3 separate regions of the Homo sapiens genome follow, and regions 1 and 2 are each linked to region 3. A link is a contact called in ENCODE Hi-C or POLR2A ChIA-PET data. All regions are on one chromosome and are shown on one strand. The core of a region is the stretch at or near the end of the contact, and the rest is flanking DNA. Distances in the headings are between cores, read along the strand shown. Region 1 overlaps LOC105374007 (a long non-coding RNA gene). Region 2 holds the start of COL8A1 (collagen type VIII alpha 1 chain). Region 3 has its middle 320 kb from the start of LINC00973.

Region 1 (4,487 bases), core at 1,267-3,766, 270 kb before region 3:
TATGGAACCTCTGATTGTTGAGAAAATGTGTGCTTTTGTGTCATTCTCTCTAAAATCTTGTCCTTCTTGTGTCCAGAACATGGAAGAGCTATATTGTTAAAGTGACTTAGGTTTGCTGTTTTCCCTTTTTGTTTCCTTGCTTGAGAGTGTGGATACTGTTTGGACTGGAAGAACTCTCATTAGAGCTTGATTTGGGGGCTGGGCAGGGCTTGCTGGGGAAGCACTTATTTCCCTGTGAAGCTGGCCACCTTCCTGTTCAGAGTTCCCTTTTGGAATTTCTCTTTGACATACTCTTCTAACTTCTTCACTCCTGCTCTGGTTGGCAAGGCCCCATGAAATGTGAATATCCTGTGGGCTGCCCTTGTGTCTAGTCCTTGCCACTCTCTGCCACCCAGGTCCTATCAGGATCCAATCTCATGCCCCATAATAATGCTCCTTAGACGTGGTCTCATTTTCTTAGTTCTTCTGAAAGGACAGTTTAATCTGATAAGTAAATGTAAGGTAAGAAACTCTTGTAGATTTTAACAGCAGCCATCCAGAGACAGAGAATCTGCTATTGCTCTCTAAACTAACAGAGTATCTCCAAGAGGAAAATGGGGAGAGCTGGGGAGGGTATCCCACATTGAAGGAGCCTCCTTTGCCCACCCTGGCCTTGGGACTGCCCATAGCAGTTCCAGAACAGTGAAATTTAGACCTTGGGCTTGGGCTGCGTGTGGCTTTTTGTGTTCACTTGGGCCTCTAATGTCTGTATTTCATATCCCATTATCCTGAGCCTTGCAAGCATCAGCAGTTCTGTGGCTCTTCTGGTGAATGCTACTTGTGAATAAGCCTCTCAAATCACAAAATGGGAGGAACTTTCACTAAGGGAAAAAGCATGGGCAATATTTAGCCACTTCCCAAAGCCACTTGGAATATATGTTGATTTATTCTTAGGAAAAACAAGACTAGAACAAGAAGTTTATTGAACATTAAAATTATTTAAAAAGTTAATGAATAGCTGTTTATTAACATGCTTACCTCCTTCTTCACTTCTCCAAAAACAAAGGAGCGGTATTTATACCCCAGCAGGACTTGCTTGAATACAAGGAACGCCATCTAATGAAAATCCCATGCCGCAGGCTGAGCTGGAGGGAGCATCGTGAGTGGCTCAGACCCAGGCCTTCAAGGCAAGGGACAGACACCGTCTTACTTGGTTTGCGGTGGAATATCTGGAAAAAGCATTGGTTACATTTTTTGTAACCCTTGGCTAATGAGTCCCAGTCAGTGGAGGCTGAGCTAAACACCACACAGGCAGCAGACCATCAGCTCGCTTCTCATGAATGCAAAGAAGATGTCATGGAATCAGGTCTTATCTTTTCATGTAACCTGGCAGCTAATTTCTCCCTTAATTAGTTGTAACACCGTTTATGCAAAACAAAGGATTTTCTTATTTCCTTAAACAAAAATTGTGCTGGAATTCTAGAATTTATTTTCTAAGTATGTAATTAAGCACATTACAAAAAGACATAATTGCAGGTCAGAGATTTTCTAGTGGAGACTGTTACCCATGTTCTCAGGGTGTTGACAGGATACGCTTCATCTCCCTGGTCCTGCCCCCATGTTATAATAGCTAACAGTTTTTTGGTATTTTTAAGTTTGCAAAGAGTTTGGATATGCAGAATCTCATGTGGAGCTCCTTATTAGGATTAAAGGGGGAAGAAAAGAATCAGAGAGTAAAATTTTAGAATATTAATGCTTGGAGGCCTTTGGGGATCACTTAGTCTAGCATTTTCCAAATTGTAACCAGTAGAATACGAGTTCTAGAAAATGATATTTGAAAATAGAGTTCCAGCTGGGTGCGGTGGCTCATGCCTGTAATCCTAGCACTTTGGGAGGCCGAGGTGGGTGGATCACAAGGTCAGGAGTTTAAGATCAGCCTGGTAAACATGGTGAAACCCTGTCTCTATTAAAAATACAAAAATTAGCTGGGCATGGTGGCACGTGCCTGTAGTCCCAGCTACTTGGGAGGCTGAGGCAGGAGAATCACTGGAACCTGGGAGGCTGAGGTTGCAGTGAGCCAAGATCCCGCCACTGCACTCCAGCCTGGGTGAAAGAGTGAGACTTCATCTCAAAAAAAAAAAAAAAAAAAAAAGAAAAAAGAAAATAGGGTTCCAAAATGAAATGAGGTTGGGAAACCTGGGACACTGTTTCCCCTCCTGGAGATTTGCAGTTCATATTAACATATTATAGGCTTTGGGGATTCCCAAAATAAAAAAAAAAAAGTATTAAGTTTCTTTTAATGAAGCATTTCCTACTTTTATTTGATTATGCAGTATCTCCCCTCCCCTCATATATATATATATATTTAACATTTAAGGAAACCAAAGCCTTACAGTTACACGGTTAATTGGTGGCAAATCCTCGATTTCACAATTCTCGGGCTCCAGATTATTACATCACTTGCTAAGGTCTGTGAAGTACTCTGACTGTGACTCACAACCGAGGACTTGTGGAATAGTGACTGGGCCACGCGACTGCACTCTCTTAAGATTTTGGTTTGCCAAGTCATTCTGAATCTAATGATCTTTGGGTGATTCCCCAGACTGAGGAGGAAGCAACAGCAGCTGTGCATTGGGCCCACAGAAAGAATGGTTGAAGACTGCAGTGTATTTTGAGTTTCTGCTTTGGAGGGGAGGGTTGGTCCTGATGCCCACAGACGAATGGCCTCCTGGTTCCAATCAAGGCCAGCCCAAAGTAAGTCAGTGAAGAGGTGAAATGTGACTTCAGAAAAACTCTGCTCTTTTTTCATTTTACTATATAATCCTTGATATAAGTGTAACTACACTTTCACATCCTCAGTGCTTTTGATAAAAATTCTGCTCTGAGAGCTTTTATTCATATTACATTATAAGTGATTGATAACTACAGTTAAAGGTTAAAGTGTTTCCTATCCCACAGGGATTTCCATTCCACCCTAAACACTGTGCTAAAAAAAATAAAGCTCTAAGGGTGGGTCTCGAGGCGAGTGGTGAGGGAGAATTTTTTCCCCTACATGGGGACATAGGCTCTGAAAACCACATTGGATGGATACATATCCTTTTCATGCTTGAATAAAAAATATACATTTCTGGTCCAACCGAGTTTAATACACATCTTGACATTTTATTTTAATATTTCTAGTAAGATATCTTTTTTTTTGCAAGATGGAGTAGCCTTATTGAGTCCCTAGGGTACAATGTCACTTGATTCTTCACACATGAAGAATGTGGTTTCATTTTCTCAGTTCTCTGATAAGTAAATGTAAGGGTTCTCTCTCTTCTTTGAGGAGATAGGAGAACATGCTCAGTGCTGCATAGTACTATAGACTCATTAATTCCTTGACAGTGAGTAGCTGTCATATTCCAGACCTGGGGAAAGAGAGACACCTAGGTCATGGCTTCTGTCCTCAAAGAGATTACCTTCAAGAGGAAGCATTCATAAATTTATATAAACAGATAATAATAATTTGATAATTTCTATAATGGAGATCTATCCCAAGAATGTGGGAATAAATCTTCATGTTAAAATGTTTTGAGTTCTTTGACAAAGTCAAATCTGTCTGAAAAGTACTTTAATAGAACACAAATTTTATGCTAATTTTCAGGCCTTAAATCTAGGCCAAAGTCATGGGTAGTGCTTAACACATAAATAAGTTTCCTGTATGATGTGTGTGTGAGGTGAAAACCTTTTCACCCTTAACCTACTCCCCTCACTGCCATCATAAATGGTACAAGCTTTTAAGGTGACATTTGTGTTTAGTGTGGTCTGAAGGCCTTTGTTATTGGAGACAGGCAGCACACTAAGTTAGGGAAAACCTTGGATTTAAAAAATATTAAGAATTACTTGGACAGCCAGCAAATTCCTTAGTAACTTGCAATAGAAAAGAAAGGCTTAAAAAAAAAGAAAAAAAGGAAAATGTGGTCTTTAGGCCTTGACATCTCAATTAGCTTTTTCTAAAGCTAATCCACCCAACTAAGTTTACAACATATTGGTTAGGCACATCATCAGGAATTGAGATGGCAGGAATCATCTAAACTTGCTTAATCAGGGCCTTGTTGAATATCCCAGCAATGCAAAACCCTAGATGGCGGATGCAGGTGGTAACCAGTGTCCCTAGGAGTTGTGCAATGTGGAGACAGTATCCTGTCTATGAATGTCTTTGTTTACTCTGTGTCCCTCTTTTCTTACATCTGCCACATGTGAACTCATAGGGCATGAGTTCAAACAGTTGAATTCCAGAGCTATAAATGACGTGGATTCCCTCTGGGAAGCAGTATTGGAACAGTTTAACACCCAGTTTTTGAAACTGACATGTTTAGGTTTAAACCATGGCTCTGCCCTTTACTAGCTTGTGTGACCTATGAAATGGGGAGATTTATAACACTAACTTGTAATGAGATCATCTAGGCTAACCACTTAGCACCTGGCACAGTATAAATATACAAATACATGTTAATTGTTATTATAAC
Region 2 (4,665 bases), core at 1,108-3,607, 410 kb before region 3:
GAGAAACATTAAGAAGTCCTCCCAAGTCTGCCTCAATGGCATTGGTTGGGTATAGTCATGGACTTGATCAAGAGGCAGCTATATAATGGCAAAAAGAGGAGACTCACGTGAAGTATCCACATCCCATGCAGAAGGGGAGATTTGGGGGCGACTACATGAAACTTCGACACTGATTTTTCTAAAAGCTTAAGAAGAGCAGTGTCATCTTGCTTGGTATGTACCCTATGGAGAAAGGATAGCTTTGCTCCTGGGAAACTTAGATCATGAGCAATCTAAGATGATCTCACTCAGTTATTTAGGGGCTTGAACTTGATGGGACATAGGGAAGGCAGTTACTGTTTAACGGTCCATAGCTGGTCCGGTGGATTAATTGCCAGAGAAAGCAGAAGTAAACCCTTGGAGAATACTTTTATCCCCAAACTTAGGAATAACTGGAAGCTCATTTAAACTGGGAGCATTTCCCCCTCCACCCCAAGAAAAGATAACTTCCCTCAAGGGGATCTGGTGAATGAAGCAGCGTATTTTCATCCTTGTGATAATGGGTGTGAGTCAGGCACTACCATAAAAGAAGAATTAACTTGAATGTGCCACATACTTGGTCTGGCCTTGTCCCATACCTGTACTCTTGTCATGGTTGATTACCTATGTGCATCAGATATAAAGCAAGCAGTCTGCATTGTGGCATGAGATAAAAGGTATGTTAATATGCTCAGGTCACATACTATCTTGGCCAATAGTAATTTTATATAATTTGCTTAAAGGAAACTGCACTTCTTGCAATATTTTTTTCCAATGAAGAAAAATTTAACGTGACAGAAGCTTTATATATAACTCTTGCATTTGAGTAACAGCATTGAATCCTCTCCATCTCAAGCAGAACTTTTAAATATTTTTATTACTTTTGATATGCAAAAGCTAAGGAGAAATGGTTTGGAAGACCTAAGTTAAATTTCTAATGAGTCTTGTTTCTTTAATAGGGGAGAATTTCATACAGCTTCGGTGAGTTTTTTCTTTCCACATGAGATAATATAAACAAACAAAAAAATAAAAAAGTGAAACATTTCTCTTCTTACTTTAAGAACCTTAAGGGCTAAAAGAGTGGTTTGGTTTCCTGACTGGTACTTTTGGTTTGCCTTCTCTAAGTGGTCTTGAGCAATTCCCCAGAGGAAACATTTGAAGAGGGTTTTTCTCCCACTTGAGAGAGTTTCATCCCACACAACCCACAGAATTTGATGGCAAACTTCATGGACCAAGTGTCTGGTTTTACAGAAGTGGCTGTGGAGTATGTTTTTCCTTTCACAGGTGCACATTTATTCTACCTTAGGAATAAGAAGAGATCATTTTCTTTTAAAGAGGGTAGCTTAAACACTGAATATCTCTGATAATTGGATGCCAGTCAGGTAGGTTGTGATTTACTAAATGCGGGGGAAAAAAGGTGGAAAGAAGGATTAAAACTTCCAAAGCCTTTCTCGCTGATCTTTCTTTACAACCATCTGGTGTGCACAGAAGTATTGTATAATCTGGCCTGTATTATTCTCTTACTGTGAAACATATTGAAACACTTTATGTTTAGGTGTGTGTACAGAAATTCATGAAGTTCTTTTATACACTTTCTTAGTTCCATCGTAATTCTCATTTTAGGATGTCGTGAAAAGATAGCCTGGTGAGAGAGCACATTCTACCCTGGCTTGTGAATTTGGATTTGTTCCTTCCTATCTACCAGCCACCTGATTACTTACTGTCCCCGTGCAAAGGGCACCCGTTCACATCATTTTTTTCCAAGCGCTAAAACCTGGAAAGATATTTTTTTAAAGGACTCACAGAAGCTGTCTTGGGGGTTTGGAAAACATCACAAAATTGTTAGCAGACCTTTTGACTGTGCTATTTTTAGGAAGTTAACTGTGTTCTTTTAAAGTACATTTTTGACAATGGGACAACGTTTTCCTTGCCCCCACTGATGTGTGAAATATGTACAGTGAAAAACGTCAGTACAACACCCCAAACAGATACATTTTAACCTAAGCAACAGTCAGCAACAGGAGAAAAAGTGATTTAAAAAGAGAAAGGTTTCGCAATATTTATGCTGCTGTTTCTTCCCTGAAGGAGCTTTTATTTTACCATTCAAACAGAAGTTTGTTTTCAAACCAGTTGCTAGTTAAAGGAGCAGCGGATCGCGCATCCGTAAGAATCAGCTCTAACCAAACAGCAAACGCGTTGGCCAGAGGGTGACTTATTCCCCCATAGCAACCCCTGGTAGGTGAGCTGCCTGCAGAAGTGCTGTCTTACCTTGAGCACGTAAGATCAGGGAGAGAGGCTCGCTGGCTCCCACGGAGAGGATCGGGGAAGGGCTGTGATCCGCTGCTGGTAACATGCACTTGGCTTTTATGGGCAGGTGGGAGGAGCTGCTCCTCATAGTAGGTGGGCAGGGAAGGAGCGGCGGGCGGGCAGCCTCTGGAGGAGCTGGACACTCTTCTCTGGGGAGGGGCGGGCAGAGACTGGAGCCCGCAAGGCGGAGGAGAGACGACGGGGCGGGGGGAGGGGGAGCGCGGTCACAACGGAGGAAGGAGTGGAAAAGGGAGAGAGAGGGAGAAGGGAAAAAAGAGAGGGAACTAGAAATAGTGAAAGGGATCTTGACCACAGATGGGGAAAGGTGGGGGAGAAAATGAATAGCAGAGACAGAGAGAGAGAGAGTGTCTGGGAGGAAAGGGGAATCGGAGTATTTTCCGTTTTTGCATGACATTTTTTGGCAGAGGGAGTTGTGGGTGATTGTGACTTTTGAAGGTGTTTTCTGTGAATTTGGGAATTTGAAAAGCTACATAGCGGTCCGGGAGAACTGAAGGGTTTCTAAGCGAGGCAAGGGAGGTGAAGCTGGGCGTCCGGGCAGCAGAGCCAAAGTTCAGGGTGGACCCGGACCTGGAGCTGGAGGCACTGACATGGCCTGGAGCCAGGCAGCCCCCAGCCCTCAGCCCCGTCCCACCGCCCGCGGGTGAAAATCGCCCCATCCCTCTCCCTCCAGGCAAGGCTTATTTGACAAGGAAGTTCCTGCGCTGCCTGTCCTCTGAGCATCCAGAGGCCCCTTTTGAGACTTCGGCAGCATTAAAGTAAATCCAGCAACGGGGAGGATTCGCGTGGACTTGCTTGTGGAGACAGGAACCTCAGAACCAGCCTGGGTCTTCCAGCATCTGCTTATGTAACGTAGGATTTCAGAGCTCTCTGCCCTCTGGTTATTTTCGGTATTTAAAACACTCTCATTCCTAACAATCGGAAAACGTCTTGGTGCCACAGTTCTTTCTCAGTGTGTCTTAAACATTAAGAGAGGATTCAACCAACAAGTGGCTAAAGGATCAGTCTGAAATTACTAAGAAATGCATTCAGAGAAAGAAAAACAAGCTCCTTTCGCTGCTGAGTGGTGACTCACTTCCTAGCCCAAGCCTGATTTTTGCCACCAAAGGAATTAAAGCATTTTAAAAGAGAACCTGAGACTTGGGGTGGGAGATACAGTACCGGGAGGGGGAAAAGGCGGGAATGGGAGGGGGGAGGGATGGGTAGGCTGGAAATAATAAAGGAACGAACTTGTACTGAATATGTATATATGTACTTCATTCAGTGTTCACCGCAACCTTATGAGGTAGGTATGATTCATATTGTGCAGATTTATTTATTTTTTTTTTAATTTAAAGAAAGGCATCTCTAAGGGTTTAAATAACTAGCTCAAGCTAGCGAGAGGGGGAGCCACAGCTAGCGAGCTTGCAAACCTTAGGCACTCTTCAGTACACCAGGCTGCCGTATAGAACACCTAGGTTCGTCTCAGGTTAGATCCTGATGTCATTGGCTGGTAGCAGGCTCCAAGAGAAGGAAACTTGATGGTGAAGAGCAGAATTACTCAAACTTAGCACTACTGAAACTTTCGGGAGAATATTTCTCTGTTGTAGGGACCTCTCCTGTGCACTGTAGAATGTTAAGCAGTGTCCGTGGCCTCTACCCACCAGATGCCAGTAGCAGTACCCACTCCGCACTCGCCACCCAGCTGTGAAAATAAAAAATGTCTCTAGATTTAGCCAAATGTCGCTGAGGGACAAAATCCCCTCCTCTTCTTAAGAACTATTCGTCTAAAAAAGGCCCACAACTATAAAAAAGCATTTTAAAAGAATCTATTAAGAAAATACCCAGTAGTGCCATTTGGATAATAATAATACCTACGTCCATATGTGCCGAGTTTACACAGCACTTAGGTTTTTACATACGTATTTCCATCTGTTAGCTTCAAGAGCTCAAAGCCTCAATTACTTCCTTTGTAACTAAGCTTATTCTCAATTGGTTACGTCTGGGAGTCAACGAAATAAACTCCCATGTGCCCGGGATATGAGGCAAGAACAATCATATATGAAATAAAAAATTTAAAATTTTTATCGTAAACACAAATTTGACACCAGAGTTTTCAAATTTACTCACGATGTTTTGCATTATTGATTATTCGCCTTTTTATAATTTTTTATCTCTATGTTCCCTATTCAAATTATATTCAATAATTTTTTGGCTGCACAAAGTTATAACTAGTGGCTTACTAGCTAGTAAAAAATAAGTGCTCAATAAATATGTATAGTCTCGCTAATTGAATAAACAGCAATATTGAGGACTGACAATAGAGAATGGTCAGCATTTGTT
Region 3 (4,623 bases), core at 672-3,171:
ATAAAAACTTATGAACACAAAGAAGGAAACAGCAGACACTGAGGTCTACTTGAGGGTAGAGGGTGGGAGGAGGGAGAAGGGCAGAAAAGATAACTATTGGGTACTGGGCTTCATATCTGTGTGATAAAATAATATGTGCAACAAACCTCCATGACATGTTTACCTGTGCAACAAATCTGCACATGTACCCTTAAACGTAAAATAAAAGTAAAAAGATTAAAATAAGAAATATGGCAAAGAAAAGTATTTGGAAGTGGAAAAGTATTTGATAAATTAAACTTAATGGATTATATAAGATGTATGTTTATTTTAGAAATTTCAAGTTTTAAACAAACAGGAATTTTAAAATCCTAAGTTTATAATTAATCAAACGCTGCTGGTGGTTAATAATTTATACATCAAATAACATATGACTTTAAAGTAAGAAAGATACTAACACCCATCCATTTTCAGCATGAAATGAACAGAGTTCAAATTTTGATTCTACATTTTATTAGCTAGTTAATACTTTTGGCAAGTTGGTTATTTTCTTAGAGCCTCACTTTTCTAATATATTAAAACAGATGAGAATACCAACCACGTGTCGTGAAGATTAATCACATTCATTTAAAATTGACACAGATTAAATGGTTTTAGCAATGGTAGAAGCAGCAGTGGTAGCAATTGTTTCTCCCTAAGTCTCAGAATAGCAAGTGCTTCTCCTCTGGAAATAAAGTGTCACAAGATTTTCAGCAAGCCATTTAAGTGGGTGTCCCCAGAATCCCTCCCTGGGCTAAGATCTGAAACAGAGGTGGTGAGGAGAATAGCATGGTGTTGAGACCATTGAGATCACAGCCATCCTGGTACTCTCTGCAGGCATAAGTCTCCTCCAGGGTGGCCTCTATACTACTCTATACTACTCTGACTCTATACTACTATTCAGAGACTACTCAGGAGACAAGATCATTTCCACGATGATGCCAGAATTGACTAATATTAATTTGGAAGCCTTCTATTACAGAAAGAATCTAAATTTTAGGGGGAACAGGAACTGACTCAGTTCTCTATTGCTTTTCAGGAGCCTGGATTACACTCGGTGAACATTACTGACTGATCAAGCAAATGGAACATAGCATGTACAAATGTGAAATTGTTGTTTTGCCATGTATACTCAAAGTAGTCATGAAATGCATTCTTCCAGTAAATATATAATAAAAAGAGATGTGTGATTCTTCTTAAAGCTAATGCTTACTCCTTTGAATTTATCGTCATTGCTTCCTATCTTGATCCCTGTTTCTCTTCTGTTAATTTCCCATTCCACCAACAAAGAGCAGAAGGCTACAGCTTGGTGCATGGACAATGTGCATCTTTTAGAATGTGTGCTCTTCCTCTGTTGGATGGACATGTTGGAAGGTACTATGTCTTTAGTAAAGAAAGACAGATACCCTTAGCCATTAGTCAAAAAGAAAATGATCCTCAATTTCTTGACCTTTTCTCTGGAAGAAAGTACCAGCCTTAGTCAGCAGTGTTGATCTGTTCTAAGGGAAAGGGCAGAGGAGTTCCAAGGTGACCTTATAAAACTCCAGCTGTTCAGGAAAAGAGGGCAGAGATGTAGGTGTGTATGGTTTGATTCAATTTTAGGTGGGGCTTGGGTGTATAAGTGGGGAACCAGTCATTGGGCACAGCTCAAAGTACCATTTCATCTAACATAAATAACTCTGGTGAGGGTCACGAGAGCTCCCTGGAAGGGCTTACCACTGCTGCTTGCCACTCCAAAGCCAAATCCTTTTTATAAATTAAAAAAAATACACAACTCTGATTATAGAGTTATGACTTACACAGCAAGACTTCATCCAGTCATTTTACTTTCCTGAGCCAAAAATGTTCCAACTCCAAGGTGATGTGTAATACTGCTTTAGGCTTCACAGGACTGCCCCACATCACCCTTGTACAGGAGCCAGTCCAAACTTCACCTGGCCAGAATCTCACAAGAATTAATGGTTTTAAAGAGAAGGTCACTGGCAGGACCTTAGGAAATGAGATCCCAAGACGTGGAACTAATTGTCTAACAGAAGAGATTTCACACAGGGAAAGAGGTACTTCCTTGTCTGGCTAGTAGGATATATGGAGGGAACAGAGCCCAGGAATGCTCAAATGTTTTTGAAAGTCCTTTATGTGGTTTGAGTTAGGTGAAACAGTTTTTTGTCTCCCATCACTTAGAATTAAATAAATTTCTACATAAGTTTTATTTCTTTTTTTTTTCTTCAAAGAGGTTTTGTATGTGTACTGGAACTTCATACCAAGAGAAATTGAAAGAAGCACATATGGAAAATTCACTGCAATTTTTTGGTTAACAAAAGATAACAGGGGCCTTTTTTGCTAATGGCAACATAAGTGTTTGTTTGCTTGATCATACCATGGCCTGTTAAGTACATATATGACAAATGAAAGCCTCATTTTTAAATTAAGATATCAATACTTCTAACTAGATGGCAACCTCTTTGAAGGGAAGGCACTCACCTTTTGGTTGTCTGTAACTCTCACATTGCCTATCACAACGTGGGACATACTAGACACTTAGTATGTCTCCCATGGAATGGAATGCCTGGTAGGTAGGTTAAGTCAATGTATATAAAATCAACATGCCCAGGGTAATGTCAACTGTTGATATATGTAGTAGTTTGAAGAGGAGACTGGTCTCACCATCACATCATCTGTGAAAAAAAAAATGGAATTTGAATAGGGAGTAATTTCCTCATTGCTTGTTTTTGTCAGCTTTGTCAAAGAACGGATCATTGTTAAGTGTACATCATTATTTTTGGGATCTCTATTCTGTTCCATTGGTTTATATGTCTGTTTTTGTAACAGTACCATGCTATTTCGTTTACTGTGGTCTCATAGAATAGTTCCTTTGGGCAGGATGGCCATTTTAACAATATTCTTCCTATCCATGAGCATGGAATATTTTTCCATTTGTTTCTGTCATCCGTGATTTCTTTGAGCAGTGTTTTGTAATGCTCCCTGTAGGAATCTTTTATGTCCCTGGTTAGCTGTATTCCTAGATATTTTATTCTTTTTGTGGCATTTGTGAGTAGGATTGCATTCTTGATTTGGCTCTTGGCTTGGATGTTTTTGTTGTATAGGAATGCTAGTGACTTTTGTATATTGATTTTGTATCCCGCAACTTTGCTGAAGTTGTATTTTGGATCAAAGAGCTCTTGGGCTAAGACTATGCCGTTTTCTAGATACAGAATAACATTGTCTGCAAACAGGGATAGTTTGACTTTCTCTCTTCCTATTTGTATGCCTTTTATTTCTTTCTCCTGACTGATTGCTTTCACCAGGACTTCCGTGGTGCTGGGATAACTGGCTAGCCATATGCAAAAGATTGAAATTTCACCCCTTTTTACACCACGTACAAAAATCAACTCAAGATGGATTAAAAACTTAAATGTAAATTAAAACTATAAAAACCCTGGAAGGTAACCCAGGTAATATCATCCCACACATGGAACCTGGCAAATATTTCATAACAGAGATGCCAAAAGCAATTGCAACAAAAACAAAAATTGACAAATAAGACCTAATTAAACTAAAGAACTTCTACACAGCAAAAGAAACTATCAACACAGTAAACAAATGACCTTTAGAATGGGAAAAAAACATTTGCAAACTATGCATCCAACAAAGGTCTAATATCCAGAATCTATAAAGAACTTCGACAAATTTATAAGTGAAAAACAAACAACCCCATTAAAAGGTGGGCAAAGGACATGAACAGACACTTCTCAAGAGAAAACATACGTGCAGCCAATACTCATATGAAAAAAACCTCCCTATCAGTGATCATTAGAAAAATGCAAATCAAAACCACAACAAGATACTGTCTCACACCAGTGAGAATGGCTATCATGAAAAAGTCAAAAAATAACAGATGCTGGCAAGGTTACAAAGAAAAGAGAATGCTTATACACTGCTGGTAGGAGTGTAAATTAGCTCAGCTATTGTGAAAAACAGTGTGGGGATTCTTCAAAGAACTTAAAACAGAATTACCATGAGATCCAGCAATCACAGTATTGGGTATATACCCAAAGGAACATAAATCATACTATCATAAAAACACATGGACATGTATGCTCATTCCAGCACCATTCACAATAGCAAAGACATGGAATCAACTTAAATGTCCATCAATGGTAGACTGGATAAAGAAAATGTGGTACACATACACCATGGAATACTACACCACCATAAAAAGAGCAAGACTAGGTTCTTTGCAGCAATGCAGATGGAGCTGGAGGCCATTATCCTAAGCAAACTAACACAGGAACAGAAAACCAAACACCACATGTTCTCACTTATAAGTGGGAGCTAAACAACAAGAACACATGGACACAAAGAAGGTAACAGCAGACACAGAGGTGTATTTGAGGACAGAGGGTGGTAGGAGAGAGGACATAAGAAAAATATACCTATTGGGTACTATGTTTATTGCCTGGGTGGCAATAAAATAATCTGTACGTTTAACTTCCATGACACAAAGTTTACCTATATAACAAACTTGCACATGTACTCTTGAATCTAAAATAACAGTTAAAAAATTGAACTTTTCAAGTTAAATTCATGTATTCACACACTCACCTA

What was found. Hi-C counts contacts between places; a loop is a spot of excess contacts on that map. ChIA-PET counts read pairs that join two places held with the same protein, here RNA polymerase II (POLR2A). Pooled maps may share reads with other maps.
Region 1: a loop to region 3 is called in a map of aorta, with 2.0 times the contacts of the local background. The contact joins two enhancer-like sites. A Hi-C loop is called at or near these places in 2 of 168 maps with a recorded cell type or tissue (aorta and chondrocyte) and 3 of 50 pooled maps. POLR2A ChIA-PET finds 5 or more read pairs at or near these places in 2 of 52 experiments (activated CD4-positive, alpha-beta T cell and activated T-cell).
Region 2: a map of ascending aorta shows a loop between it and region 3 (2.1-fold over the local background). The contact joins the promoter of COL8A1 here to the enhancer-like site in region 3. A Hi-C loop is called at or near these places in 2 of 168 maps with a recorded cell type or tissue (aorta and ascending aorta) and 3 of 50 pooled maps. POLR2A ChIA-PET finds 5 or more read pairs at or near these places in 2 of 52 experiments (A673 and AG04449).

Annotation. Positions count from the first base shown.
Region 1 is chr3:99,504,145-99,508,631 of GRCh38, reverse strand. All of the region lies in intron 1 of LOC105374007 (a long non-coding RNA gene), which reads left to right. It overlaps LOC105374005 (a long non-coding RNA gene), which reads left to right. Exons shown (of 5, transcript XR_007095985.1): 4 at 1,046-2,733. Among named protein-coding and RNA genes, the nearest start is that of COL8A1, 130 kb to the left of the region's middle. Within about 2 kb of position 2,516, at least 7 of the 41 ENCODE cell types and tissues checked have a DNase peak (open chromatin) inside an H3K27ac peak, as active enhancers do.
Region 2 is chr3:99,636,286-99,640,950 of GRCh38, reverse strand. COL8A1 (collagen type VIII alpha 1 chain) reads right to left here and starts at 2,357. Exons shown (of 4, transcript NM_020351.4): 1 at 2,287-2,357. It overlaps LOC124909401 (a long non-coding RNA gene), which reads left to right and starts at 2,271. Exons shown (of 2, transcript XR_007095981.1): 1 at 2,271-2,364; 2 at 3,017-3,583.
Region 3 is chr3:99,230,074-99,234,696 of GRCh38, reverse strand. No RefSeq gene overlaps it. Among named protein-coding and RNA genes, the nearest start is that of LINC00973, 320 kb to the right of the region's middle. Within about 2 kb of position 1,921, at least 2 of the 41 ENCODE cell types and tissues checked have a DNase peak (open chromatin) inside an H3K27ac peak, as active enhancers do; they include ascending aorta, where a contact is called at or near this core.